3 separate regions of the Mus musculus genome follow, and regions 2 and 3 are each linked to region 1. The links are chromatin loops, found by intact Hi-C in ENCODE. Cell type or tissue: left cerebral cortex. All regions are shown on one strand. Links, peaks and the distances in the headings refer to the core of each region. The heading gives the core; the rest is flanking DNA. Region 1 has its middle 17 kb from the start of Gm32074. Region 2 has its middle 110 kb from the start of Adam10. Region 3 overlaps Gm46120 (predicted gene, 46120).

What was found. A loop is a pair of places that touch in the nucleus more often than their neighbours do. Peaks named below come from ENCODE experiments on the same cell type or tissue, not always from the same donor. Only the 100,000 strongest peaks of a DNase experiment are listed, where the experiment ranks them.
Region 2: a loop joins it to region 1, with 2.2 times the contacts of the local background. A loop is called at or near these places in 2 of 42 quality-filtered maps.
Region 3: a loop joins it to region 1, with 10 times the contacts of the local background. A loop is called at or near these places in 5 of 42 quality-filtered maps.

The regions. Positions count from the first base shown.
Region 1 is chr9:70,992,168-71,002,685 of GRCm38, reverse strand. No RefSeq gene overlaps it. Among named protein-coding and RNA genes, the nearest start is that of Gm32074, 17 kb to the right of the region's middle. In left cerebral cortex, for the core only: no CTCF peak of the experiment used is centred there; DNase peaks (open chromatin) are centred at 3,332, 3,724 and 4,386; H3K27ac peaks cover 2,925 bases.
Region 2 is chr9:70,783,930-70,794,447 of GRCm38, reverse strand. No RefSeq gene overlaps it. Among named protein-coding and RNA genes, the nearest start is that of Adam10, 110 kb to the right of the region's middle. In left cerebral cortex, for the core only: no CTCF peak of the experiment used is centred there; DNase peaks (open chromatin) are centred at 3,710 and 5,555; H3K27ac peaks cover 915 bases.
Region 3 is chr9:71,070,773-71,081,290 of GRCm38, reverse strand. Gm46120 (predicted gene, 46120) reads right to left here. Exons shown (of 2, transcript NR_168672.1): 2 at 4,766-5,154. Among named protein-coding and RNA genes, the nearest start is that of Gm46120, 6.9 kb to the right of the region's middle. In left cerebral cortex, for the core only: CTCF peaks have their summits at 1,888 (motif pointing right) and 7,227; DNase peaks (open chromatin) are centred at 3,648, 4,862, 5,681 and 7,232; H3K27ac peaks cover 2,771 bases.

The sequences.
Region 1 (10,518 bases), core at 1,038-9,037:
GCCCAGTGAGGGAGGCATGACCTGGAAGTTGTCTGATCAGCCAGTCTAAGTAGAAAAGTGAAATTCAGGCTCAGTGAGAGACACTGTCTCAAAAAATAAGATGGGTGTGACAGAACAAGACACTCAACATTGGTGTCTGATCTACACATATATACATGCACATATACACACATATATACACATACACACATATATACACATATATGCATAGATACATATATAAACACAAATACACACATACACAAATGTACATATATACTCATATATATAAACACATACACATGATACACATACATACACACATACATAGCTGTACACATATATACACATATACATATACACACACATATACACATATACATATACACACATATATACACATGTACACACATTCATTCATACACACATATATACACATACATACTTACACATATACATACATAAACATACATACACATATGCATACATATATACACATACAGACATATACACATACATGCATATACATGCACACACAAATATACACACATATACATGCAAGTGTACCCCAAATCATGTGTGCACACATGAATATACAATGCACAATAATAATCAAGAGAACATGCCAAGTAACTAGAGAGAGAATGAAAATTGAAGAGATTAAACAACTTTTCCAACTCTGCACAAATTGATAGGGATACAGACAGGATTTTGGCTCCAAATCCATTATTAGTCATCACTGTAATACAACACCCAGGAAAATCGGTTTGAAAGGAAGGAAGGTTGTGTCAGATCATGTCTCAGTCTTGGCTGCCTTTCTATGGTCTTTTGAGCCTGCGGGAGAGGCAGAAAGAATATCATGGCAGGAACATGTTGAAGAATACTGTTCACATCATGGTAGCCAGGAAATGGGTGGGAGCTGAGGTCCTGATATGTCCTTCAAGGGCATGCCCCCAATAACCTAATTCCCTTCTACTAGGCCCCACCTCCCAAAGCCTCCATTAATTCCCAACACCCCTAACAGGTGACAAAGCCTTTAACTCCTGGGCCCTTTGGAAGATGTTCAAGATACAAACTAGGGACTGGAGAGGTGGCTCAGCAGTTAGGAGTGCTCACTGCTCTCCTAGAGCACCAGAGTTTGGTTCCCAGCACCGATGTGAAAAAGCACACAGCCACCCATAACTCCAGCTTTAGACAGTATAACACCCTCCCTGGCTTCTGCAGGTACCTGTATTCATGTGCATACATATACACACATCCATACACACATGCACACAAAAACAATAAATGTTTTTTTAAATCCAAACAATTTTTGTTTGAGAGTACTCATTCTCAATAGAGAGAAAAGGGCCCTGAGAGCCTTAGCAACACCAGGCTATAGGTAATACCCTGGATCTTGGCCAACAGCAGTCGCATCTATAATATGGAGAGAGAATTGTGCATTCCTCATGCATAGCGTTGTGGCCAGGACCAGGCCACTCGAAGACACAGACATCTGTCAGCCAGAAATATTCTTGAAGGGACTCAAGTCTGTGTGTTTGTCTCCAAGTGGGGTGTTCTCTCCATAGATGTCCCGTAGTGATCCCAAAGAGATGATCACTGTATGTCTGCCAAGTGAGGACTACCAGTCAGTAGATCACTTTCCAAACACTCTTGTGTTTAGCTTTTTCTGGAAACATCAGAGCCAGCCCAGTCCCAGCCTCTGCCAGGCATTTCCCTTGTGCTGGACCTGCCAGAGCCATACCTGGGCCCACAGCTGGGCCTGTCTTGATTGGGAACTGGAGTCCCTCCATTGCTCCACTCTTAAGGAATATAAGTTGCCTCAGTTTGAGCAGATACCAGTTTTGTTACCAGGTCTGAGATGCTAATTTCTGCCATGATTCCCTGCTCACTACCCTACATGCCACCTGACAGCGACTGTCTGCTCGGAGCATCCCTACATCAGAGAAATGCATCCTGCCAGTAGCCTAAACTGGACCTCCCTGCCACCCACCTAACATCCCCACCTATCAGGGAACACCCTAGCCCTTGCCATGCTTCCTGAACCCCAAATCCTCAAACATGTGTTCCTTGACATCTCTCACTGCAGAGACAGAGACTCTCTCCCATGTATAGTCTGAGCTTTAACAATCTCATCTATTCTTGGAGTTTCAACCAATGTGAGGGATGCCTGTGGGGTGTACAGTTCATCTTCAAGTAAGAATCAACTGTGTGGTGAACCATGGAGCAAGAAGAGTAAGAGAGAAGGAAGTGGGGGGCCTGACTGAAGACTGTCCCCAGCCCACTCTCTATAACAGAGGGCAAAGCCCAGGTTTAATGGAGCCATGAGTGCAGAGAAAAGCACAGACCGGCACAAGGTCTTTGCTGGATGAATGAATGAATGAATGAATGAATGAGCAGCTGTGCTTCCCACTCTGGGTCCTGGTGTGCTTTCTGAAGTTGTCCCCCCTCTTGGTATAGCACACACGCAGGGTCAGAAGAAGAAAAGGACAGCTTCGAGTTGGGGAGATGGCTCAGTTGGTTAAGTGCTTGCCTTTCAAGTACAAGCATCTGACCCACCCTCAGAACTGACATTTTTTTTTAAGCTAGGCATGGCGAAGCACATTTGTAATTCCAGTGCTCAAGAGGTAGAGCCAGGCAGATCCATGGGAACTTACTGGCCAGCCACCCACCCTGTCCTATTTGGTGAGCTTTAGGCTTGTAAGAGACCATGTCTCAAAAAAAAAATGGTAGACAGTATCCCGAGTAAACACCACCTACCATGCACGCACATACATGTGCGCTTGTATGCACATGGCCACACATGGAGTCAGAGAAGGAAGCAGCTAAAGCCAGCCAAACCCCAAGGGGGATTCCCTTCTTGGAGCTCTACCCCAGAGCTCACCCTGAGATATCTAGGGGAGCCTCCCAGTACACCCAGGAAAGCAGAGAAAGGGAGAATGGATGGGTAGCCACCCAGCTCCCACTGTCTCCTTGAGAGAGCTACGGCCCATCAGCTTCTGATTCCTCCTAGATGTGCTGGGTTTACTTGGCCAGCAGTGCTGAGCAAGCCCCGACCCTCACGATCCAGTTAAACCCTCCAGAGCCCCTGAGCTAGGCAACACTACCTCACTCATTTCACAAATGAGGAAACAGGTGTGGGGTTAAAGATGGTGTCAGGATCAACATCCAGCTAAAAGCCACGGAATAGAGGTGTGATCTCCCCCTTTTATACTGAAATGGTGCTACTTCATCTTTAAAATATCAGCAATTTTCTCACATGCTCTGTTCCCCCAGAATGTGTTATTTTTGAAACTAGCAAGGAACTACAGGATGGTGGAAATGTAAAGGCCTCAGAGACATGTTGGTCCAGCCCAGAGTGGGAGAAGAAGAGAGAGGAGACAGGCGGTTAAATCCTCCCCACTCTGTTTGCTCTGCTCCTAAAATAAAATAGAGCAGAAGATGGCAAAGTCCATGTATTTGAGACTCCAGCATCCCCCTTCCCATTTCCCTGGAGCACGCAGATGCTTAGAGCCTCCGCTGGGGTCTGTGATTTAGAAAAGGACAGGCCTGTTGTGGTTCCTCCCATAAGACCTCTTTCGGGGTCCCTTTCCCATCACACTGCCAGAATTACTTCAACTCCAGCAGCCCGAGCCTCCTGGGGATTGGCTCACGAGGATAACTGCCCCACCCTTCCACACATCGTCGCCTCCCATCTGTGTCCCCAGCTGGCATCTTCTGTTGCTATACCAGTGACTTCATTTTTCACTCTTAGCTAAAAATGGACTTCTTATGATTTACCCCATCCTGGTGTTGACACACTCACCAAGTTGGGCGGGGCCCACTGCCAGGCATCAGGGCCACCAGCCTGACTCACCAGCCAGAAGTGTAGGGAAACTGGATGCTGAGAATCCAGTGACAACAGTCACTGTTCCTCCTATCACCAGGACTTTGTCCTTCGACCACATGGCACCTACATTCCTGGAGAGGAGATGTGAGTGACAATCTGAAACCCTGTGACAGACAGAACAGGAAGCCCACGGGTCTGTCACAACCAAGCCGATCTAGGCTTGTTTCTCAAACTCAGGGCCAAATGCTTAGTCCCATTACAAAGCTGTCTGGAAAGGAGGGAGCACAGCCCTCTTCCATTCTCCCTGATCCTAAAAAGCCTTGGTACTGAGAGCCTAAATCCTTAGAGATAATTGGTCCCAATCTTATTTTATAGAAAAGAATTTGAGGCTCAGCAAGGCCAAGTGACTTGACTAAAGTCACACAGTGAGCAAGGGCTAGATCCGGATCTCCATCTCCCTTGTGTCCTGTCTACTCACCACAGTATCCTGAGAATTAAGCTAACCGGACCTCCTCTCTCCTCTGTAAAGGAAACAAGAACGGATAATAACCTTTCAGTAGGGATGGCTCAGCTGAGATTTCAGCTTTCCTCTTTGTGCTAGTTACATTTCCTGTTGCTATGGCAATGGTGAAGTCAGGGAGGATGGGTTTATTGTGGCTCACAGTTTGAGGGTATAGTCCCATCATGGTGGAGACAGACAGGCAGCAGGAGCTTGAATGGCTTGAAGCAGATGTGCTCAGCTCACTCTCTCATTTCTATTCAGTCTAAGAGTCCAGGCCATGGAACAACACCCATGGTAGTTGGAGGAGGGGGGTCATCTTCCTATAGCATTTAAATCTATCTGAATATCTCTTACAGACATGCCCAGAGGTCTGTTCATATAATTGACAAGTAAGATTAACCATCCCAGTTCTCCCAGCCCTGCTACAGATGGCCTGTGTGTTTGGTAGGCAGTCTCTTCTGGTCTGCTGGTGGGATGTGGAGATACATGGAGTTTGGTAAAGAACTGGTGTCTGGGTCTGTGCACAAGCTAAAGATGATCTGCCTGCTGTGTCCTGGTTTAGACAAGAGCAAGTCACCCTTGTAAGGCTTTCTGGCATTCCATATGGCTATTAAATAGTGCCCCCGTATCTCTCTCTTTCTCTCTTCCCAGTAAAAGGTATATTACCTCAGGACAAATTTAAAGACATGGGATCAGTGATAACACAATTATCTAGATTGGACTCCCTCACCCAGCCCAGAAATCCCCTCTGTAGCTTCCTGAAGTGTTTCTGCCCTGAGCTGGGATACTGGGAAAAGCAAGCAGCCTTTCTGCCCTTTGTAGCTGCACAAATCCAGCAAACGAGAAGGTGCCAGACTTTAGTCAGCCTCACCCTTCAGCTGCAGTCTAGGTAAGTGTTTTGTCTTTTCAAGATCATAGCTTTGTCTTGGCTCATGACACAGAGATAGCCTAAAGCAGACGTAGCCATTCTTGACCTTCTCCCGAAGATGAAACTTCAGAATAGGGACAAACCAGGCTCCTCTCAATTTCTTTTTCCATCTAATTGCTGTGAATGAAGATGATTGATATCAGATAGATAGGTAGGTAGATAGATAGATAGATAGATAGATAGATAGATAGATAGATAGATAGATAGATAGATAGAAGATAGATAACAGATGAGAGAGCAGATTGATACATACATACATACATACATACATTAGTAGATAGTAGTTAGCTATCCAGGTATATAATAGATATAGGTAGATAGATGATAGATATGTAAGATAGTAGATATATGTATGTTAGATCAAAAATATATGACAAATATTTGCTTATCTATTAGATATACAAATGTATCTATTAGATAAATGATAGATAAATAAGATAGTAGATGGAGATCAATTGATAGTTGATAGACAGACAGGCAGAAGCACACCTATCTTCTGTAGAGATACTGAATAAGGAAAAGTATACAATTCAAACTTGTCCATCCACTTCTCACTAATAATTTTGCCAAAGGTCTGAGCAAGGCAGAGGCGAGTCCAGACACAATGTTCAGTCTCCTTTTTCCTCTTATTTTAATAAAACAGCAGAATGCCTATTTGGGCTCACTGTTTCAGAGGCTTCGGTTTACAGTCACATAGGGTCTGTGGAATATGGCACACTCCAGTGAGCCCCCAAAATAATATTCACATGCAGAACTTCTTCCTGCTCTCTTAGGCAAGTTAGAGCCACCCTGCCCTCACCCCACCCCACTCCTGAACCTGTCAAATCATTGCCCAAGAGAATTTGTATTCAGAACTCTTTTCTTTGTCTGCTAAGAAACATAACTCATTTTGTAATAAAATATTCCTGGGATTAAGTTCTTAGACACACATGAGATATTAGCTCCCATAACTATTTAAAAGTAAATCTTCATAGCACAAGAATCAAGTGCATAAAAATAAGAGGCTAGTTCTCTCTCCCAGCCACCTCAGGTTTTAGAAGTTTAAGCATCACTGTCAGGAGCCCAATATATGGCTCAGGTTTCTTCTGTGTCCATCCCTCCAAAGCTTCCATCTCACAGAGAACACCACTCACATCCTGATACTGTATGGAAGATCTATGATCTCTGTTCTATTTTTATTTAATGTGTGCACATGTTTGTGTGTGCACGTTTGTGTGTGCACATGTGTGTGCATCTGTGTGGAGCACAGAGAGTAACAGCGAGTGTCTTCCTCAGTTGCTCTCCACCTTTCTTTTGAGACGCTGTCCCTTACTGTATTAGTCAGGGTTTTACTGCTGTGAACAGACACCATGACCAAGGCAAGTCTTACAAAAAACAAAACATTTAATTGGGGCTGGCTTACAGGTTCAGAGGTTTAGTCCATTATCATGAAGGTGGGAGCATGGCAGTATCCAGGCAGGCATGGTGCAGGAGGAGCTGAGAGTTCTATGTCTTCATCCAAAGGCTGCTAGTGGAAGACTGACTTCCAAGCAACTAGGGTGAGGATCTTATACCCACACCCACAGTGACACACCCATTCCAACCAGGTCACACCTATTCCAACAAGGCCACACCTTCAGATGGTGCCACTCCCTGGTCCAAGGATATACAAACCATCACACTCACTAAATGGAGAACTTGCCAATTCACCTAGATTATTTGGCCAATGAGCCCTCCTGTCTCCTCCTCCCCTGTTCTAGGATTATAAGTGCACATCATTGGCTTTTCTGTAGGTTCTAGGGTTCAAATTCAGGTCTTTACTCTTGCTTGGCAAACACTTTACCACTGAGCTATCTCTACCTCTTCCATTTCAATCCCTTTTTAACTAAAATAATGTATATAAACCTCATTTGTCATGCAAATATTTTGGCATTTACTCCGTTCATTTCCAGCCTCACACAGTTATCTCTGTTTTACAGTTTAAATAGTTTGAGTCTCTGCAGGCTAAATAACTTCCCAAACCCTAGCTGTTCTCTCTGCTTGCCTTCCAAAGCTGGCACCAGGAGATCCACGTTCTGCGCCGAATGGCATTGCTGAGAACACTGAAAATTAGTTCAGTCTTTTCTGAGACTAACTTGGCAATGTTTAACAGCAATAAAATAGTCCATGCCCTTTTGAGCAATGATGTTAAAATTTATTCTAAGAGAGCAGATAATATATCTGCACAGAGAGGCTTGTGAGAAGCATGGTTATGACAGAGAAGAATCCATGAAATTAAACAGCCACCTCAAAATCTTCATTCACAGAACAAACATTTATTGAGTGCCTTCTCTGTATTAAACATGATTCTTACACCAAGGGTTCAGCAGTGGAAGGAAAAAAATATATGGAGAGAGATGATTTCTGCTTTCCTGGAGAGGTTTTATACCCAACTATCTTTACTCATTGGGCCATCTCTCCAGCCCCTACCCTAAAAAGTTGCACTTATCAGAAAAAAAAATGTCTGGTACTGCTTCAGCTTTTCATTTAGATCAAATATAGAATCCCACTCCTCAGTCATCCTGGTCACATTCGAAGCAATGAACGCAGCTGTGCTCAGTGTTAAGCTGTACAGCTCTGGGTAGAAGGTGGAGGCGGCCTGGTGTTTCCCTGAGGCTGTGTGAGTTTGAAGGGAGAAAAGAAGTCTCCCCAGCAAACCCTCGTCTCTCACTTCGATCAAGGTTGCCCATGTGCAGGTTTCATTTTTGAATGTTTATACACACACTTGGCCATACGTGTCTAAGGTCTGTTTCCTGAGAGCTTGAAAACACCAGGCCTCTGTCCCTTTGCTTCTGGGAGTTGTAGACCATCACTATGTTGTCACCCACTGGCTGTCACGAACTGGTTAGAACTGCTGCCTGGGATGCCAAGATGGCTCAGCAGGCAAGTCACTTCCTGCCAAGCCTGATTACCTGAGTCTGAACATGGTAGGAGAGAGCTCACTCCCGAAAGTTGACTTCTATGCATGTACCTACACACAAATAAATAATAAATAACAACAAAACCAACATCCCCGGACTGGGTTGTTCATGCACAGACTGGAATTGAAGAAAGGCTGGGCTACATGGTTTTCACCCTCTAGAACTCCCATTATATTTTCTCTCTTTGTTGCTGTGGCAAAATAACTGATAAAAAATATGTCATCTGTCATGAGGAGAAGGTATGGAAGCAGAAGTGACTGGCCATGGAGACAGGAGCATGAGGCAGCCGGTCACTCTGCATCTCCAGTCTGGAAGCAGGGAGATAAACATCAATGCTTTGCTGGGTTAGACCTTTCTCCCCTTTTAGTCAGCCTAGAGCCCCATCCCATTCAAGAACACTCATGACACACTCATGACACACTGAGATGTGTCTCCTAAGTGGTTCTAAATCCAGTCAGATGAGTCTAACAATTACCCATCACAGTGATGTTCTCTATGAATCTTCTATACCGGTATGTGCCTGGACATGAGCACATGTGTGCACACATGTGCAAACACACACACACACACACACACACACACACACACACACACACACACACATGATTTAGTCAGCTTATGTGTATTTCCCCCGACTTCCAGTAAAAATAATGTAGCTGCCCACACCATTTCCCTCAATTCCCTGTATCTGGAAAAGAAGAGTTTTTCTGCTTCAAGAGGCCCATAAGAGGCATTCAGGACAGTTTACCGGATGAATCCATGCATGGATAAACAGATAATGGATCTGAATAGGATGCTGCAATACCCACAGAGGCCCAGAATGCCTGCACTCCAGACTTTCCCGGCGCATTGGAATCCCTGGTCCCTCTGTGAGGCTCAGCTTTGCTCCCTCCTCCTCCTCCTGGCTCTTAACCTCAGAGCTTTCCAAGAATCATTTGAGTGTAACCTCAATAAATGTTTTTCATAATTGAAGATATTCCAAACTTACAGCCAGCAAAGCTCCCAGCATGAGCAGAAGCCAAGTGAGGCTTTGTGCTCGTATAAAGTCAGGAGATTAGCATGCAGAGTGAGCCAAAACTACAAACTTAAAAATATGAGAAATAAGGCTACGGACGTTTTTCTGGAACCTTAATGTCAGCTTATTAAAAGAACATCCATCACCCCTGCTTACTGCTCTTCCCCGAATGGCACTCGTGAAACTCAGCTGTGATTTCCTCTAATGGTCCAAAGTTATCTCTATGTGTGTCTCTGTATCTCCCTATCTCTCTCTCTGTCTCTATCTCTCCCCATCTCTGTCTCTGTTGTGTGCCTCTGTATCTGTCTCTTTCTGTCTTGCCTCTCTCTGTGTCTCTCTGTCTGTCTGTCTCTGTGTGTCTCTCCATTTCTATCTCTCTCTCTCTCTCCCTCTCTCTCTCTCTCTCTGTGTACCTCTGTGTCTGTCTGTCTGTCTGTCTCTGTCCCTTTATCTTTATCTGTCCCTTTTATCCCCTATCTCCAGGTCTCTGGGGAATATGGTTGTCTAGTTCTAGGAATCTGATGGCAGGGAGAAAGGGGGCAGATGGAACAGCTCACCTGTTCATCTTTTCTGAAACATCTTCTGGGGAAATTCCTCCACAGACAGAAAACCCTGATACCTCTCAACAAGTTGTCTCCAGCCAATCACGCAAGACCACGGAAGTGGGGAGTCAGTAGGAGTGTGGGAGGAACTGAACAGAACAGGGCAGATTTCCATAGGATGGGATGTTCATCCAGGCTTCTGGACGAGGTGTGTCCCAGCAGAGATATTCAGAATAGAACTTCACTTTTGTGAGCCTAGGAGAAATCTACACAATTGGTATTTAGCCTTTTTTGTTGTTGTTGAATGAAAAAATAAATCCTCCCTTTTACCCACAAAGTGGAGGAAACCTTATCCTATGTGATTTCATAGGGCACACAGGGAGGCTGACTCCAGGGAGATCCACCTTTGCTCAGAAAGTCTCGGGTTGGAGAGATATAACTAAAATATGCTCTTGAAGAGTCTCCCTCCCATTCCTTGCAGGCAGTGCCATCTCTCTCCCGATGGCCGTGGAGAACAAGATTGTAGTCTTCCCTCTGTGTTCTTCATTTTCCATTGCTGCAGCAGAAATCTGAGAGAAACAACTTAAGGGGAGGAAATCATCTGCCTGTGTCCACTGAAGAAAACAGGAAGGGAGGGGGCTGCAGAGATGGCTCAGCCTTTAAAAGTTCCGACTGCTCTTCCAGAGGGCTGCTGGGTTCAGGTTCTCACACCCACATGGCCGCTCACAACCATTCTGAGTTTCAGTTCCAGGGGAATCAAACATTGTCTTTTGGCCTATGTGGC
Region 2 (10,518 bases), core at 1,488-9,487, 210 kb after region 1:
ATATTGTCACACCTCTTGCTAAATTTTAGGGGCTTCCTGTGTTTATTAGTGAGTCACTTGATTCTATCCTTCCATAAAACAGGCCTTCTTGTTATATTGCAAGAACTACACATTTCATTAAATACACCATTCCCTTATATTTTGGCTTCCTTGTAAATATTTTCCCAAATCTACCTGTATTTTACTTTATGTCTCTGTCTCTCTATGTCCTGTCTCTTTCTGTGTATCTCTGACTCTCTGCTTTTCTGTCTTTGTCATTCTCACTCTGTGTGTGTGTGTGTGTGTGTGTGTGTGTGTGTGTGTGTGTGTGCGTGCGCGTGCATCTGTAAACCCCCCTAGAGTTGGAGTTACCAGCAGTTGTGAGCTTTACAATGTGCATGCAGGGAGCCAATCTCTGGTCCTCTGCAAGAGGGCAAGTACTCTTTAGCAGCTAACAGCTGAGCTATCTCACCAACCCCTCCACTGCTGGTCTTAACTATATTATTTGCTAAACAGTAGTAGACTTTTTTTTTTTTTAACTCCAGAAAACCTGTATTACATAGGTTACTGGATTAGTTAACACTTCTGTTTCTACTGAATTACAATTTATACCAAATAAAGATTTTTCTCCTGAGTTGTTTTTTTTTTTTTTAATCCCCTATAGGCATTAATCCATCTGAAATGTACTTTTGTATTTGGTACAAGGATAGAGTGCCAAACTTTATTTTCTTCTATCTGGATAAAAACGAAGCCAACATGTGTTGAAGTGAATTTGCTTTTCAATGCAGAGCTACAATCTTACATTTATCATAAACCAAAAGTATATTTATCTTTTAGCATCCATGTTCCTGTTCTAGACCCACGCAAATGATTTCTGAATCTTTTTGTTTTGGTTAGCAGAGCCTTACACTGTAAGCCAGGCTGATCAGGAGCATACTGTGTGGCTCAGGTAGGCCTCAAACTCATGGCAATCCTCTTGACTTCAGCCCCCGCCCCCACCCCATCCCCACCCCACCCCCCACCCCCTGTGCTGGGATTGCAGGCACGAGCTGCCATGCCCGGGTGGATTCAAAACCCTTACTAGCATATAGACACTGTGGTATGTTCACAGACTTTCACATGGAATATTGGGTAACTATCAAATTTATCTGTAGTCCCTGTTAATTTTCTAACTGGGCATCAGATAAGTATAGAGATAAATATAGAACTAACCTTTTCTTCTATGAGTACTTGCTCAGGAACACTATATGTTTAGCATCTGTTCAGACATTGCTTCATGTTCAACAAGATATTACATATTCTTTTCTAAAACTTTCGTTTTAAAAAAGTACTTGGTTGCTGTTGTGAGTGAAACCACTACAGTTCTACTTCATGGGACATATTGTTCATACATGGAATGTCTTTTGAGTTTATTTATTCTGTATCTGTTCATCTTATCAAATCATGTGACACATGCCAATTCTAGTTGCTTTTTTCTTTTAATTAGGATCTCATGGTGAATAACCATCTCCTTACTAACACCACGTATTCTGCTGATTCCACATCCTCACACTCCAGGGTTTTTCAGAACCTTCCAGATGACATTAACACCCATGGTGGGCACTACTTGATTCACTACAATCTGAATATGCCTCATAGTAGACTTTGCATTTAGAGCTTTGTTGGGGGATTTGGCAAATAAGCCTTATTGTATTTAAGGATTTTTCTATTTTTTATTCGTTGCTGCTGCTAAAATTTAGGAACTGCCCATATAGTATGTTTTCCTCCTTTGTTAATTATATAAGGTTTAGAAAGGGTTATATAATTATATATAACTGAGTTAAGAGTACACACTGCTTCTGCAGAGAATCTGTGCTCAGTTCCCAACACCCATGTCACATGGCTCAGGGCCACCTGTTAACTGCAGCTTCAGAAGGCAGTGCACCCTCTTTTGGACTTCATGGGCACCTGCACTCACTTTGCACACATGCATGTACACACACACACACACACACACACACACACACACACACACACACACACACATATTTTAAAATGATTTTTAAAAAATAGGTCTGGGGAGAGATAGCCCAGTGGTTAAGAGCACTAGCTGCTCTTCCAGAGGACCCTGGTTCACTTCCCAGTACCCACATGGTGTTTCACAATTATCTGTAACTCCAGTCCTGGAGAATATGATGCCTTCCTCTGGTCAGTGTGGGCACAGAGCATGCATCCTGTCCTGGTACAGGTACAAAAATATATATCCAAGCAAAACACCCATACAATTAATACTAAAAATGAATATTTTAAAAGGTAATATAAATTACATTCATGTATTTCCTAATGCTGGCCCATACTGCATTCCTAGAATAGAGACTCCCATAGCCGCAGTGCATTGCTTATTCCATTACTGGGTATCACTTACTAAGATCATAGTTCAACTTTTGTACTAATTGCCTTTTTATGAATTATTTATATTGTGTGCATAGATGTTCGCATCATGCCAACAGCTCATGTGTCAGGTCAGAGGACACCTTCCAGGAATGGCTTTTCTTCTCCCCTATATGGCCTCCAGGGATAGGACTCAGATTATGAGGCTTGGTGGCAAGTAAGCCATCTTGCCAACCCTCTTATTTTCATGATATCAGCCAATATCTTTAAGGGAGGTGACTTTTTTTGCATATTGATTCTACAGCCATGAACTGAGGTTTTAGTCTTGATAGTATGCTGGAAGGTAAATCTTTGATAGCACATATTAATTGCACCAAAGGCTTTCACTATGACGTGTTCACATTTGCATATGCTATATTCTCATCCCTTTCTCCCATTCTCTTCTTCCTCTTCCTCCCCTTCCTCATTCTCCAGCTCTATTAGTTCCTCTTTAGTTTCATGCCCTTCTTTTATAATGAGTTTTTGCTTTTCTGATACAGCATCTCACTGTGTAGTCCCAGCTAGCACTGAATTCAAGATAACTGTCCTGGCTCAACCCCTTGAATGGTGGGATTTCAGTCATAAGTCACCACACCCAACAATTTTAGAAATTATGTTCATTTACTTGTGGCAGAGTGGGCAGAGACATATGTAGAAGTCAGAGGACTTTGAGAAGTGGTCCTCTCCTCCACCAAGTGGGTTCTGTGGGTCACACTCAGGATATCAGGCTTGGCAGCGTCTCTACCCCATTATGCAATCTTGCTGGCCCTTAATCCTTGCTAATTAAAGAAAAGGTTATAGCTGTAAAACCATATATTTTGTGCTTTTGCTTGTAACATTCTTAGAACCTCAGCTTTTATATTACACATCACATTCATTTTTAAAGAGTTGTGAAGCACCTTCAGGCAAGAAAGATTCAGAGAGACATACGACCATAATAATGAATAAAATAAAGGCTACCATAAAAGCAGAAAGCAAGAACTCTCCGGTTAGAACAATTCTGAGGTACTTGGAATGGCCATAAGCCACTGACCATGGACAGCAGACACAGTGCTTTGTTCAATATTAAATTTAGGGTCAGTCTGTAAACTCTGTCGGATTTAAAGTTCAATAACTCAGTCTGTGATCAGGAAGAAAACTAAGGAGAATGGTGGCATTCCTCTGCATTCCTAAAGTTACTCTTTAAAATATATGCAAATATAGACTGGAGCGGCTCAAAGCACTTGCCTAGCATAAGCAAAGGCTGGCTCAACTCCAGCACAGTGAATGTGAGGTGGTGTGTGTTGGCATATGGTGACAGAACACGAGTGTGTGTACCCTTGTGTGCTCACGAGGAACCCAGAGCAAAATGGCTGACATCTTTCTCCATTGCTCCTTGCCTTATTGCCTTGAGATGAGGTCTGCTGTTGAACCTAAAATTCTTCTCTTCTGTTAGGCTGGCTTACCAGTGAGATTCTGGGATCCACCTCTGTCTATTCCATAATGCTGGGGTTACAGGTACACAAGGATTTTTACATGGGTGTTGGGGATTTGAACTCAGGTCTTTATAGTGGTAAGCAAGTGCTCCTATGGAGCCATCTCCCCAGCCCCTAGTCTTTCTTCCTGGATGACAGTGGTTTCTAAGCCTGTCCATATTCTTCTGCATGGATTTATATAAAAATGGTTTTCTTTTCACTGTTTTCTAGACAATCTAAAGGGCTTGCTTTATTTTCTTCTTTATACTAAAGGTTATCAAGGATGAATTTCTCAATTAATTAAGCTCAATTAATTAAGCTTAATTCTTCAACAATTAAGCTATTTTGGTTATTTTTAAATAATTTCCAATTTTATTGAATGTTGCTATAAAGACAAACAATTTCTAAATTTCTCAAGACTTTCTTTGTAATCAAGTAGATTGTAAGTCCTTACAATGTTTTATTGGGTATATGAAAAAAATTCTGTTTTTTACTTTACAACTATCTATCTATCTATCTACATATATATATCTATCTACATATATATATGTAGATATATATATATATATATATATATATATATATATATATATATGAAATAAACTGCGTTTGCTAGCTGGATTATAGTGGTGTACATTTATAATTCTAGCACTTGGAAGCTGAGGCAAAAGGGTCATGATGTCCAAGCCTGACTTTTTAGTAAGTAAATAAATAAATAAATAAATAAATAAATAAATAAATAAATATAGTTTGTTGGTTATAAATCAGAACCAACCCTGAAAGTTTTAAAATCTCCATTTTTATTAAACTGTATTTGCAGTTCCATTGATTATCATAAGCTTATTAATGTGGTTCTGATTCATAAAATGTTCTTTATAATGCATTTTATAGTGGTTTTAAGCCCAAACTCCTAGGGCCCTCACACTAGGTAGGCAAATACTCTACCACTGCACTATCCCCACTTTCATTATGCCTTACTATCTTTATCTCTTCACTGTCAACATTTTTTTAAAAGTTACAACTTTATTTTGGAGTGAGCAAGATGGCTCAGTAGGTGAGGGTACTTGCTGCTAAGCTGCTACTCTGAGTTTTATCCCTGGGATTCACATAATGGAAGGAGAAGAATAACTTCAGCAATTTGCCCTCTGACCTCACTTTTCACTCACTCACACACACACACACACACACACACACACACACACACACACACACACACATGCACCCTACTCAAATAAATTTAAAAATGTTAAACCTTTAAAATATTTTTCTAGATACATTATAGATAAGTAATTTAAAATTTTTACTCAACATAAAGTCTCTAACTTTAATGGGGAAATCTGGCCCACTTATACTTAGTGTAATAATGAGACCTCAGGATCTTACTGGCTTCCTTTACTAATTGTTTATTCTTTTCATTTATCTTTATTGTTATACATAGATCAAATTTCCCTTTCCATCTCCTTCATTTGGTTTCTTTTGTAGAGTTTTGGGTACTTTCCCCTTTCTGTTGCTCACAACCAAATATTTTTTACCAAGTTATGAAAACTAGACACATATTTCTTCCCACCAAAATATTCTGTTCCTCCCCTGCTTCATTCCTCACACCAGACCTCAAGACTGCTTTCATTTCGCCTCCAGAAGTATAGCCTCTCTCCATGGGAGAGCACTGGAATGTCTCTTTTCTTCCCGCCCACTCCCATGCCCAGATCTGCTGAGATTCGCTTACTATTTTTAGTAGCAGACTATAGAAGCGTTGTCGAGGCAGATGGCGATGTGATCCACTCAAGAAGGGAAAAGACTTTTGCAGAGTGGCAGGCCAAAGGCCCTTCACAGACAGAAGAACAAGTATCTCTTGTCTGAATAGCAGGTATTGAGATATATCTTGATTTGCGTTCAGTCTTCTGTTTTTGCTTTAATGTTCTGAGATCTCATATTCTTTTAGACCTTCCCAACTCTTCTGTAAACATGGAATTTAATTAACCACCACCAAGTAAAAGGAAATGGAAACATTCTTTGATCTTTCTGTAAAACTTAGTGAGGCAGAGGCTGGGGGAGTAGGTTGGTTGACAGGGGGCTTGCCTAGCAAGCACAAAGCCCTGGTTCCATACTCAGCACTATAGCAACCTAGTGTGTTGGGATAGACTTGTAATCCTAGCACTTGAGAGGTTGAGGCATGAAGATTAGAAGTTCAAAGACATTGACTACTTCACAGTAAATCTGAGGTCAGCACTGTGCTGACTTAGGAAAAAAGCAACACCCAGGCGTGGTGGTGTTTGCCTTTAATCTCAGCACTTGGACAGCAGAGACAGGTGGATCTCTCTGAGTGCAAGACCAGCCTGATCTACAGAGTGGGTCCCAAGCCAAGCAAGGTTACATAGTAAGACTTCATCTCAAAACAACAAAACAAACAAACAACAAAACCACCAAACAACAAGAATAATAACCAAGAAGTGTCTAAGTGGAGGGCCAAGCTGCAGGTCTGCCAAGGTCCATTTCTACATTGTCCTTTTTCCCCTCCGGGACGGCCAGTTTCCAGGTTGTAGTTGCAGTACAGTTAGTGAGCAGACTAAAGTCAGCACAGGTCTTTCTCCTGCTCCTCTCTTGTTCTTGGAGCTTGCCTGCGAGTACGTTTTCTCACCACTGATGCCTCCCAGAACTCAGATACAAGTCCCTCTCCATCTCAGAAACTCCTTACTTTCCATTGTCTCTTCTGTCACACGCATGCTCTTCTGGATTTCTTTTCAAACGCTTATGATGCCTGCTTTATCCAACTCATCTCTTGAAAAATCCAAAGCTCAAAATTATGCTTTTGGTCCAGAAAAGCAAGCAAACAACCAAACAAAAATAGTGAGCTAAAATAAATCTTTCCTCTCTCTGAGTGGATTGTCTCAGGTATTTTGTTACAACAGAAAGTTGGTAAAATGGTTCCTGTTGTGAGCTTGCTTGACGAGATCTAGAATCAGTTTTGGACTTCTGAGTGTGTGAAGGGAATTATATCCCTTATATTAATTGGCGTGAGAAGACCCATTTTGATTCTGGAAGGAACAATCCCTTGGGCAGAAGACCCAGAGGCATGACTATATAAAATGGACAGAGACACTTGAGCAGCCACTTCCTGGCTGTGCGTGCTGCGTGATCAGTCCCTTCCCACCCCTGCTGCTCTGGCTTCTCTCCAGGATGCACCAGACCCCTCAACAGTAAGCCCGAGTAAACCTCTTCTCTCTTAAGTTGTTTTGGCAACAAGAAGACAAGAAGACACTCATGACTATTCCTAGACTTGGACTAACCACAGATCTACCATCCTTTAAGCACATTTGAGAAGGGACTTAATAGGAATTTGTCTTAGCTCAATATGCAGTTATTCATGCAAACACAGGTTGGTATTTGGGTACCCCACCCCCACCCCGTGCAAGGTGCCTTATATATATTCTTTCTTCAGCACACTTCCTTAAGGCAGTTAATATTATACTTGTTTCACAGATGAGAGACTAAGAGCTTTACTTACCTTTGCAAGGTCACACAGGTAATGACCCATCAGCTCCTTCCTTACAGATTCTGTCAGCTATAAATGTAGCTACTGCTGCAATTAGCAACTGACACCATCCTTTACACTTTAACCCCCAGCATCCTTCATCCTCGATTCACCATCTCTTCATGTTAGGAAGTCACTGTGCTTGATCCCTACACTCAGAGTCTTGGGGTTATCGGCTTTGCTCTGAATCCTTTTATAGGGGCTGTTGAGGTGGCTCAGCCAGTAGCCGCACTCACTGCCAAGACCACTTCTCTAAGGCACCTTCTGACCTCTACATGCCAGCCCTGAAGGGCTGCAGGGAAAAACCACAGTCAGTGAGTGAACAGGACTTGCCAAAGCCTCTGAGTGTAAGGCATTCTGTCAAGAGTTTGACCAAATGCTGCAGTATGTGACTTGAAATGAGTAGATTGGGGAGGTGGGGACAGCAAATGAGAGGTACACCATTTAGTCTAGCAGGAGGGCTCCATGTCCTGAGCCCAAGTTTATAGCATTCATGATATTGAGGACATGGTTTAAAAGTCCAAGGGCCTTTTATATCTCCTAGACTACTAGGCCAACATCCTAAAGAGAATCACCAAGCATGACATTTGCTAGGTTACTCTCCTAGCTGCTCACAAATGGAAGTGTCAAGCAGAAACAAACAAACAAACATTAAAAACATTTAGAGGATTCCAAATGACTAGGGTTACATCTAACAACATAATGGCCAGCATACAGCCAAGCCAGTATCATTAAAATCACTATGCACACCATTTAACCCTCACTCGGCCTTCTGGTTCCAGCAATGTTTTCGCACACCCTTTCCCTTTCTAACTAGGCCCTGCCTCCTCCCTCAACACTTACCATAGCTGGGATGGCACACTTTAATTCCATGCGTGCTTGATTAACACTACCATCTATTTAGCCTACTGGACCACAAGCTCCACCAGGACAAGGACATGGTTAAGTTCACTACTTTATTCTTAGGTAGTAGTGGCCTTGCACAACAAGCCCTTAAAAAATAACCCATTCAGAGCCAGCAGGGGCTGGCTCCTCAGATAAAAGGGATTACCATGCAAAACAGACATCCTGAAGTTTAATTCCTGGAGTCTACATAAAAAAAGTCAGATGTGGGGCTATGGCTAATCCCAGTATACGACAAGATGGGCGGCAAAGGCAGAATTGCCCAGAAGCTAACGGAAAGCCTGGAAAGATCAATGCAACTGCAGAAAAAACGAACACCCCACCTCAACAAGGTGGGAGGCTACAACTGACTCCTTAAAGCTGTGTACACACACACACACACATACCCCAGAATAAATAAGAGAAGATTTATGCCTGATACTGGACAAAGGGCCACAGGTGGGGAGGACATGGGCCATAATAGGGGAACCCACTACTGTTGTTTTGATAAGTGGACATGTTGTGAAGCTGCCATCTAAGTGTTTATATCTGTAGAATAGTGCTGCTTCCTTCTGCAATGGGCAGCAGTCAGTGAAGAGACCCATACCTGGTCAACATACGCAAGTGACTTGAGTACTCACTCAGCCGCCACAAGGCTCAGAGAGCATCACAGAAAGTGGGTTGGAGTGTTGGGAAATGCTGTCTTCTAGCAGCTGTGGTCACCTGCACAAGATCAGGCAGTCAACAACTCCATCATGGATATGGAAGGCAGCCATGAGGCAGCCTCTCTCTCTCTAGCTGAGGAGTTATTAACAATTGATGGGTGATAGGGAAGTGTGTGTGTGTGTGTGTGAGTGTGTGTGTGTGTGTGTGTGTGTGGTGGCCACTGATGGCTTACTTATACTCATGCAGGCAGCACTAAGTGGACACAGTATGTTATTTTAAAAGAATATAAACAGGAAACTGGACAGGGTACATGCTGGAATTGGAGCCTAGCAATTGTAGGTGATTATAAACATGTAAAAACTACCAAAGAATACAAAGTATTTAAAATAATTTTTTTAATGTCTGGTTTTAAAAGGTACTTTTTCTGTTTTCTGTATATGAGTGTTTTGCCTACATGTATGTATGCCTGTAATGCCTGTGCCAGCAGAGGCAGAAGACATCCTTTGATCCCCTGGGACTGGATTTACAGCTGGGTGTGAGGTACAATGTGGGTGCTGGGAACCAAAAGCAGGTCCTTTCAAAGAGCAGCCATCTTAACTGCTGAGCCATCTCTCACTAAAGTAAATAATTTTTCAAACAATCTGTCCAGTGAGTGACTGAAATGAATAACCAGTCCACATAGTTTAGCGACTATGAATAGTATAGGACAGAATTTCTATCCTGCTGATATGGTGAGAGGGGGCAGAAAAGTGTTAACAAAGATGTAAATATGGGTACCAGGACTATCACAGAACTAAATTAGGAAACATGAGTAACATACAACACTTTAATCTGTAAAAGCTGACAGTCAGTAACACACAAGGTTAACTCCGAAGCCCAAGTCAGAGGGGAAAAAGGCCAGTAAAACACGCTATGACAAGCACAGTAACCCGTCTATCAGCATTACTGAGCAGACTCAGCCTTCCTGAAGTGAAAACTGAAAACATTTTTTTCACTTTTCATGACAGACAACCCACATCATGCCAAATTATTCTAATCCCCTTATAGTCGGGGTGGGGGGAGGCAACCCCAGGATACCTTTTAAAAGATACATTTGAACCTCCAGGGATCAGTGTTACTTAAACAAGAAAGATGGGACTCCAGTTTACTGTACTGAGCTACTTAACATTTATCCCAAAATACAGTTTGTGAGTTTACTGTGGTAACTTGACCATTATTCCTGATGTATAACAGAAGACAGTTCTTTTCCTTAAGTAGTTAGCAAGTCACACAATACTGTGAAAGTAAGGAGGGATCAAACAGTTGCTTATGAAGACTCCCAAATGACTGATAGTTTCAAATTTTACCCTCATACTCAAAATCAATTAATCATTCATTGGAACTGGAGCAGAATATAATTAATCATGTTAGCTTGATTGGTTCAAGCTTAATTCCACTAAAAAATCATTATGAAACTCATCATGAATACAGGTTATAAATACAGCCTTGAGTAAACCTCTCTATATGAACTCAATCCATATTTAAAACACTTTTAATGAAAACATTTAAATATAGGTAGAAAAAAACAGTATGCTGAATTGTTAAGTACCCCATTGC
Region 3 (10,518 bases), core at 1,153-9,152, 78 kb before region 1:
AGGAATGGATACAGAAAATGTGGTACATCTACACAATGGAGTACTACTCAGCTATTAAAAAGAATGAATTTATGAAATTCCTAGCCAAATGGATGGACCTGGAGGGCATCATCCTGAGTGAGGTAACACATTCACAAAGGAACTCACACAATATGTACTCACTGATAAGTGGATATTAGCCCAAAACCTAGGATACCCAAGATATAAGATACAGTTTCCTAAACACATGAAACTCAAGAAAAATGAAGACTGAAGTGTGGACACTATGCCCCTCCTTAGAAGTGGGAACAAAACACCCTTGGAAGGAGTTACAGAGACAAAGTTTGGAGCTGAGATGAAAGGAAGGTCCATGTAGAGACTGCCATATCCAGGGATCCACCCCATAATCAGCATCCAAACGCTGACACCATTGCATACACTAGCAAGTTTTTATCGAAAGGACCCAGATGTAGCTGTCTCTTGTGAGACTATGCCGGGGCCTAGCAAACACAGAAGTGGATGCTCACAGTCAGCTAATGGATGGATCACAGGGCTCCCAATGGAGGAGCTAGAGAAAGTACCCAAGGAGCTAAAGGGATCTGCAACCCTATAGGCGGAACAACATTATGAACTAACCAGTATCCCGGAGCTCTTGACTCTAGCTGCATATGTATCAAAAGATGGCCTAGTCGGCCATCACTGGAAAGAGAGGCCCATTGGACACGCAAACTTTATATGCCCCAGTACAGGGGAACGCCAGGGCCAAAAAGGGGGAGTGGGCGGGTAGGGGAGTGGGGGTGGGTGGGTATGGAGGACTTTTGGTATAGCATTGGAAATGTAAATGAGCTAAATACCTAATAAAAAATGGAAAAAATAAATAAATAAATACCTCCCAATTAAAAAAAAAAAAAAGAAAATTGAAAAGAAAAGGGTAGGTAGGGACAGGTAGGGGGACAAGAGAAAGTTGTACCTTTGTGGGAGGTATGACTGTGTATGCTTATGTGTGTATATGCATATGTGTGTGTGCATATGTGTGCATGTATGTATGTATATGTGCACCTGTGTATGTGTATGTAGTGTGCACATATTCCTTTATGTGTACCTGTACATATGTGTATGTGTGTGTATAAATATGTATGTGCATGTGCAGAAGCATGGATACCAAATGAAGGCCAGAGGACAACCTTTGGTATCATTCCTCCAGTGCCTTCCACCATCTTGCCAAACAAGCTAAGATGGCTGGCCAGTGAGCCCAGGAGTCCACATGTCTCTGCCTGCTCAGCACTGGAATTACAAGCATGTGCCCTCACACCCAGGCTTTTTAAAAATGTGGGTTCTGGGGTATCCAACTCACATCCTCATGCTTTCATGGTAAGCAGTTTACTAAGGGAGCGATTTCCCCAGCCCTGACTCAAACTCCTTTTAAAAACCTTGACTTTTTCTAGTCCTCTAGCCTGGGAGCAAGCGCCCCCTGCTTGGTTTCCAGTGAGCATCTCCTCTCCTCCACGGGAAAAAACACAGGTTAGGAAACATCCATTTCTTACTGTTGACCCACTTTGTAGAACACTCTTGTGCAGGTTCAGCACGGTGATTACTTTACAGATTTGTGCTTTTAGGGCATCTGCAGGGGAGTTTACCCCTTTGGAGACTGGGGCTGTCCCTTCCTCAAGGATAGCAGTTCGTTTAAAGGTAATGACCCCAATTAAGATAGCCAACATGCCACCACAATGACTTCATTTGGTTACATTTTAGTTCAGTAATGCCAAGGAACCTTTGGAAAAGCAGCCCATGAATATGAAGGACCACGAATACAGACTGATCCACACGTCTGTAGCGGGGACAGTGCTATGAAAGCAGGGACAGAGTCAAAGGCCTGGAGTGGGGGACTCGGGCACCAGAAAACTAAGCACAGAGGTCTAATGAGCACCAGAGGGAGATGTTGATCCTGAGAAGAGAGAGATAGCGCTGCCAGGGCCAGCCCATTGTGACTCGGTAAAGTCAGCACAGCGCTAGAAAAACATTAAAGATAATCTTGCATGTCCAAAAAGAGAGGCTGGCTTTCATGAGAGCAGCAGCTAGGCAGAGGAAGCAGGGAGGACAGAACTGCCCCTTGTTTGGCTCTGCAGCCTCAGCAAGCACCTTTGGTTCCCTCTAGGTTTGCTCTCTTCCAATTTACAGAATGGAAATTTCAAAGATCAAAGTCCAAAGTTTTACATATTATATGTTCTGTAGCCAGATGTTTATCCCCCAATTTTTTATTTGGGAAAAAAAGTTAGGTCTATAGAAAAGAGAGAGCCCTGGGGCTAACAATAACCCCCAAGCTGGACCCACCAGTGACTGACATCTGTATCCTGTCTGCTTCATCTTCCTGACTCCTTTAGCTGATGAAAGACAGGAGGAAACACATGCATATATAATTATACTTCATTAAATCACAGACATTTGTGACATTTCATCATTAAATATTACAGCACATGCCTCCTCAGATGAAAATTCTTCTACATCCACCACAGCACAACAACCACACCCCAACAGTCACAGCTTAGGAGCTAAATTCTTGTGGTCCTGCCTCTACAACTCTGCCACGCTTTGCACTTGCTTAAAATTTTAGCCTTTGAGCCCACAAGGCCTCAATCTTACACAGAGACTATAGGCAAATGAGGGAATCTGGGAAGGAAGAGGTCCCCTTCCCCAGGAAGAGCATGACTGGTGGTTATTCTGTGCCAAGTGGTCAGTCTTGAAAACATACATACAGGTAACATATGAATGGAACAGGTTATATTTAGGAATGTACACACACACACACATGCATATATATACATATACATACACATGCATATATGTATATATACATATATACACATACACACATATATGCATATATATACACATACATATATGTATATATATATATATATATATATATATATATATATATATATATATATATATATACAATAACAACAAGTTCTTTTTAAGGCCTAGGAAATGAAGGAGAGCAGAGAGAGAACATGGGAAGGTTGGGAGGAAGGAAAAGAGAAGGGAGAAATGTTGTAATTAAATTATAGTCTCAAAAATATAAATTTAAAATTTAGCCTTTGAGATTCATTTGGCTTCCACTATTTAAAAACATTAAACATGGGATTGGAGGGCTGACACAGCAGTTAAGAGCACTTACTTCTCTTACAGAGGACCCAGGTTCTGTTCCCAGCACCCACATGGTGGTGCACAGACTTCTATAACTCCAGGTCCAGGGGACCCAATGCTCTAATCTGGCCTCCGAGGACATCAGGCATTGAGTGTGGTACAAAGACATGCATGCAAGCAGAACACCCATGCACATTAAACATAAATAAATCCTTCCAGAGTAGCCCCCTTGCGCTTGGGCTCCAGACACTCCCGTCACTGAAGCATCTTTGGAAATCTCATCTAGGTTGTGCCAGGGCAAGAGTCCTGCTTCCAGCTCGGGAGCTGGCTGCTGGGATGTGAATGTAGCTGCCCAGTTACCAAATCTTGAATTCCTTTAGAATTGGAGATGAATCCTTCACCCTGCTGCCTGTAGCAAGCTCACAGAAAAGCAGAGAATGCCATCTTAAATACCAGATGCCAGATTCTGCTGTTTACTTCCCTAACTTACGTTCCTCAAGCTTCCGTTTCTGCATCCATAAAATAAAGACAAATAACGCCCACCTCACAGGGTGTTCTGCTCAGGAAATGTTGGCCGAGTGAATCACTGAGTTAATTAATTTGCTGGGTAGATGAGTCAGAGTTCTTGGTTGCAAGTACTAGAAACTCTAGATAATGAACTGGGATGGAGAGAGAATGTATGGACCAAGCAGCAGTGAGCTCACTACCCAGACCAGGAGGCCTGAGAGCAGGGTGGGGCATGTGGCTGAGCCTGGGCACTCATTAGTGTCTTACCACAGAAAGAGAGGGTTATGACACAGGAGCTCTGTCCTGCCAGATATACCTACTCTCTAGGGCTCTGTGTGGCGCTTGGCTCCCTTGCTAAATAGAGGAAAAACAGATTCTGGTCTGCTTGGTGGTTCTCCTGGTTTGAGCAATTTGTACATTCAACAATGTGAAGAAACTGGCTCTGAACAGATTATTTTTTCCTTAGTCCAAGAATCCTGTTTTAAGCAGTTGTAGTTACTGTTTCCACTGAGAACTTGAGGCCTAATATACACTGGAACTTAGTGCATTCCCCAAAAGTGAAGATATGGGTGGGTGGGTGGATGGATGGATGGATGGATACATGGATAGGTGGGTGGGTGGACAAATAGCTCAACAGAAAAAACAACAGAGAAAGGAGAAAAAGGAGGAGGATGGGGAGAAGGGAAGAAGGGAGAAGAGGGTGGATGGAGAAAGAGAGGGAGGGGCAAATGGAGGAAGAAGAGAGACAGGGAGAGGGGGAAAGGAAGGAGGAGAGGAGAGGGAAGAAGGAAGGAGAAGAGGAGAGGGAGAGAGGAAAGGGAGACACAGGAGAGTGAGAGGAGAAGGAAGGAGAGCTGTAACTTGGGTAGTGGACTTAAGGGTGGGAGCATCTGAACAAAGAATTCAAGCTCAAGCTGTCTAGCACCAAGCCTGGAGGAGAGGGTGATAGATTAGGTAATTTAAAATTTCCTCTTCGTGCCAGAATTTTATCTATAGAGACAACATGTTTCTTGGCAATGATCTCTTAGGGAACGCTTCAGCTAGGTTTGCACGCAAGGTGCTGCATGAGCCTGCAGTATCTGCAGAGACGGTTTCTTAGCCTTAGAAAAAAGAGCCCGTGCCTGAAATACTTGCGGAGACAGTAATCTCTGTATTTTGGGCAAGATTCCTATAGAGTTCTGGGAGTTGGAGCCAGATGCTTCAAAGCCTCCCCTGTCCCTTGGCACAGGTACACCACGGGAATGTGGGCATGCCCTGGGAAGATGTTTGCAGCTGGCGAATCTCCAAAGCCAGCCTTGTGAAGGCTAGGTTAGGCAATGAGAACGTAGGATGGAGGCTCCTGCCACGTTCCAGCGGTGACACAAGTTCTGAAGGCAGGTGCACTGAGGAGTTGTACTCCAGATCGGAGGGCAGGCTGCCATTTTGTTCTGGAAGGTTCAATCTCAGCGTGGGCTTTTGGCAGACAGCGACCTGGAGCCGCAGCAGCCCGAGTATGCGCAAAAGAAAGCGACTCTTCATTTTCTGGAAAAAGAAAAGAAAAGCCAGTCCAATTCCAGCACAGTGATGGAGGCGTCCAGCAACATAGGGCCTCTTGAAGAGCAACTTCCCTGAGGAGGGGGTGGGGAAACAACACAGCAGGAGCAAAGGAAGTGGTGATTCTACGCTTCTTATACAGAAGGAAGTCAACAGAAGTAATCTGGAGCATTGAATCTGAAGGCCCTCAACTTCCTTCTAGAAGATTTCAAAGTGTGTCTGTCTGTCTGTGTGTCTGTCTGTGTGTCTGTCTGTCTCTCTCTCTCTCTCTCTCTCTCTCTCTCTCTCTCTCTCTCTCTCTCTCTGTGTAAATTCCAGAAATATATGTGCTCTGTTCTGTTCAAAATGTACAATCCCAGTTGTTATCCTCCATGCAGAGAGGCCTGGCCCAGTGCAGGCAAAGGGATGAACATGTCCCTGGGATGTCATTTCAGTTTTCACCCATCTTGGACAGGACCACATCTTCTCAGACTCCCTCTTCTGCTTACCTAACTCTATCTTCCTGGAACTTATCTGGGATGACTCAGCTTCTGGAATACTCTTCTTGCTCAGCTCTGCCTCTCCCACCCTCCCCCAATAACCATGTGAGCTTCCAACCCTGCTTGTCCCTCCTGAACCCTCCCATTCCTCCAATATCCTTTAAGGCTGGGATGTGGGAAATGGGGGAGGGGCTTGAGAGACATGCTGGAAAAGTTAAGAACCAGAGGATTAAAAGAGAATTAAAGTATTGAGGAGGAGAATGTCCCAGAGATTTTTGACTTGGGTTCCTTATGAAAGGAGGGCACTGAGTCGCTGAGGCCAAAAGGGCAGCTTTGGAATCCAGACTCTGTTTGCCAGGCATCAGTGATGCCTTAGATGCACAGCGTATTCACATGAATACTTAGTATCTTATCTGATGTTCACCCCAACCCAGTGACATAGAATCAATGATTTTTACAGACCCAACCCAGGAAGTTAAGACTTGGAAAAGTAAAATTACACACACACACACACACACACCAGAAGTAGGTTGGGAAGATATCAAACTGCTCAAATAGACTGGAGTCTTCTACACATGCCACACATGCTGACATTCAAAACAACTCTGGGACTGTCAATTGCTTCATATACATAAGAAATAAGAAAATAATGAGGAAAAAAATACATGTGAGAAAGCAGAGCTTGGTGATGCATGCATGGAATCCCCAGTACTCAGGAGGCAGAGACAGGAAGATCATTGTAAGTTTGAGACCAGGCTAGGCTACATAGGGAATCTGTGCCTCAAAAACATGGGAGGAGTTGGACCTTTGGCTCAGTGGTTGAGAGCACTTGCTGCTCTCGAAAAAGACCTGAGTTCAATTCCCAGCACCTACATCAGGTGGTTTACAACCACCTATAACTCCAGATCCAGGACAGCTGATGCCTGCCTCTGGGCTCCTTGTGCAGCTGCAAGAATGTATACATGTAAACATATAAGCACATATAATACACATAAATAAAAATAAATCTTCCAAAAATAGCCCACAAGGTAACTAAACATTATGCCTACTAACTGGAACTCAACATTATAATGGGCATAATGGGTCACATCTGATTAAAACATCTCCTACATGTTCTACTTGATTATTATTATAATACATTCTATACATTGATATTTTTACAAATCATGTTCTTTATAACGTCTGCTTATAACATTCATATCTTTTTAAGATATTCAATTACTTTTGAGACTCACTTTGTAAGTTTGAAGCTTTCCATGAGATGGGATGTAATATTATATAAAATAGTTTTGCCCCAGACGGATCATATATTCTAAGTAAGGGCAATAGTATCATATGAGACAAATTTATATATTTACAATTTGTTTTCTAAGATTCAGTTTCTCTTCATGAACATGTGTGTTATGATATGAATCCATATGGTCGTTCTGCTCCTGATTCAAAGTCACAAACTCTACCTGTACACACACACACACACACACACACACACACACACACACACACACACACACACAGGGCACACTCGGTGGAAGGAGCCTATGCTACCACCAGGTGGTGACAGAGTGCTGTGGTCTGTGACAGATATGGCTTCAAACAGTGGGGAACCCAAATTTGTGGGCTTTCCCCCCATTAATTAATTGATTTATTCACTTTACATCCCAGTTGCAACCCCACATCTCCTTTCAGTTTCCCTCCCCCCAGATCTTTCCCCAAACCCCCTTCACCTCTGAGAAGGGGGAGGTCCCTCCCAGGGGACCAACACACCCTGGCACCTCAAGTGATTAGTCGCAAGACTAGGCGCATCCTTTCCTACTGAGGCTAGACAGAGCAGCCCAGGTAGGGAAGCAGAAGCCACAGGCAGGCAACTGAGTGAGCCCCCACTCCAGTTGTTGGGACAATTTGTAATCATAGATTCTTGCTCCTTGCCTTGCTAGAGCATTTGCTGGAATAGTATGATGCAAGCAAGCTTAAGGCACAACAATTTTAAAGGTTTTTGCACGGGTTTTACACATTAGAGCATGGGAGAATCTTTCCCTTTTGGTCTCTCAGTGCTTCTTTTTAGCACAAATATCTTTGGCAAAAATATATAAATAAATCACTCAATCCGTAGGCTGCTTAAGGGTGAAACCCTCAAAAATCTCTCAATTATGTTGGACAAAAAAGTTCCAAAGCCCAGTTTCAAGCTAGGCCCCTGTCCAGATAATTTTCTCTACCAGCAAAGCTTTTAAAAGGGCAGCCCCTGGGGGAAGATGAGAATGTTAACATAATTTTCTGAATTGCTTCCCCGAGAAGTCTGTATTCATTATATCCACTTCCTGTGGTGAGGGTTAAGGGTGTGTTCCTGTCGGTAGAGTGCTAGCCTCACGGCACAGAGCTCTGTGGTCCATCTGAATAAAGATCAGAAAACCAAGGTCATCTCTGGTAGCGTACAGTTTGAGGTCAGCTGGGGCTGCAGGATACCCTGTCTTGAAGCAAAAAATAAATAAAAATAAAAAATAAAAAATACATGTAATATGATATAATATAAAGAGCAATGAAAAGAATTTGAAGGATGGTGGTAAGAAGGCTTTGGGAGGCAGCCATCTATCCCAGGATGCCCAACCCTGTTTCACACCTGTGCAGAGAAAATTTTAAAAAATGACTATTTCAAACCCTTTCTTCAAGACCTTCATTTCTTTTCCATTAGCAGAAGAAATGCAAGGGCCACTCCATCTGGGCGAGCCTCACAAACTCTGCATACTGAAGCACTCCCAGCCCCCCCCCCCCCCCCCAGTGTGTGTCCTTGCTGCTTAGCAAGCCGCAGGGAACACAGTGGTGACATAAGCATGGGCTGGTACAGAGGCAATGAGGACCACGTGGCTCATCGCACCAGCAAGCAGACAGGACCACCGAGAAGTCTCTGGTTCACCCCGTCAACACCTTGAGAGGCTGAAACTGACCTCTGGGCCCCCTCCACCCCACGTGAGGCTTCCCAGTGACAAGGAGACTAGAAAGAGTCAGCCTCACCCAGGTGACAAGAGGTCGGACCTGTGAGCAAGGGCAGCAGCTGAAGCTTCTGGAAGGATCTATCAGCCCAGCTGAAGAAGTAGCTCACCTCTCACATCTCTGCAGGAAGGCACAGATAGTTTGTGACTTTGAATCAGAAGCAGAGTAACCATCCAGGCTCATAATTCAGAGAGAGGGAAATAAGATAACTTGAAAAGGGGCAGCCCCTGGGGGAAGATGAGAATGTTAACATAATTTTTGGAATTGCTTTCCCGAGCAGGCTACATTCATTATATATTATATCCATTTCCTGTATTCTCTCATGTAGTCGGGCTCAGTCATAATTAAGCTTTTCTTCAGCACAAGTATTCTTTCTCCAGTCCCTGTTGTCAGGCGTGACGCTACTCACATATCCTGCAGTGCACACCTGCCACCTGCTTATGATGGAGAGAACAGGAGGATGTGTGGTGTCCTCAAAAGCCAAGATCAGTTTTGAGCCACCTCCAAACCCTCCAGGAGTACAGCAGATGCTGGCCATGGTGACGTGAGACACCTGGCTGGCCGAGCTATCTTGTGTGCCTCTAGGAGACTGGAGCAGGAGGAAGGGCAGCACGGAAACCAGGAGAGGGAACAGACAGTAAGCGAAGGTGGCAGAGTAGCCTGGGCTAGAACAATGACTGTGTTCACAGCAGTGGAGGCAGGGACTCAGGACAGCTGGGACTTACTGGTGACACAGAATGATCAGGTTCTGATGTACAATTAATTGTACAGTGTGAGGAGATATATGTTACATGACTGGCTTGTAAGTCTCTTTAAGAATAGGAGTCTTAGGAAGTCAAGGCAATTTTGTGCTACTGACAGACTCTCTGTGGCTCAGACCTTCCTCAGTTGGCAGGCAATAAAGCAAAAGGCCACCTGGATAGAATGGCTCAAAGGCCAGGCCTTCTGAGCACAGGAAAATTTGGCCATAACTCTGTATAGGAGTAAAAATCTACAGCCTTGATGCTTCAGCGCCTAGCTGGAGACCAGAGTGGTTCTCTGTGGAGAAAGAGAAGTGAGGTTTTGTCCTCAGGCCCAGGAGAGCACAGAAGTGAGCCGGTGGGCTCAAAGGCAAACACTTACTGGCCAACCCTTACCTGAAGAATGTAATCTCTGTAAATAGGAACAAGGGGAGAGAAGGGCAGAGAAGGAGGGGAGAGACAGGTGAGCATGCTCATGGAGTGGTCATGGATCTATGGAGAGCAATTGTGGGAGGGAATGAAAGCCTTTAGCTCCTGACCCTTTGTTTCCATTTGTCCAGGTAATGCTGTGGGATTATACTCTCCACTATCCCTTGTGCTTCTTGGCTGTTCCATCCGGCTCATAGGAAACTAGATCTCCTCACAACAGTGTTCAAGCAAGTACAAATGGACACCTCTATACCCATGGTGTCTCTGGCCCAGGAGTCAGCAGTCATGTGTGGGTTATGGCTCCACCCAGTCTCATGTCTCTGTAGGAACTGGGAATCCCTGCAGGTGATGCACAGGTGCCTGAGGTCAAGGCAGACTGGAGAGAATGGGATGTGAGTGGGATGAAGGCTCAGAGCAGCTGCCACAGTGCACCTGACGGTGAGATAGAAGTCAGAGCTCAGTTCCTAGCAAGGAAGAAAGCTCCCCCTGTAGCCTCTGAGAATGTGGTCAGCGCACAGTAGTCTTCTGACAGAATGGGAACCAGGCCAATCAGGGCAGACACATAGTCAGAGATGGAGTGCCATCCTCCAAGTCCACTGAGGGACTGAGAGCTGAGGCGCCTGTGTCAGTGTGGCAGGAGCTTGTCCTCAGGTGCCCCCTTAAGTCAGACACACTTCTAAACTCTATATTTAGAGTATTTATTTTAACACTCCACAGAA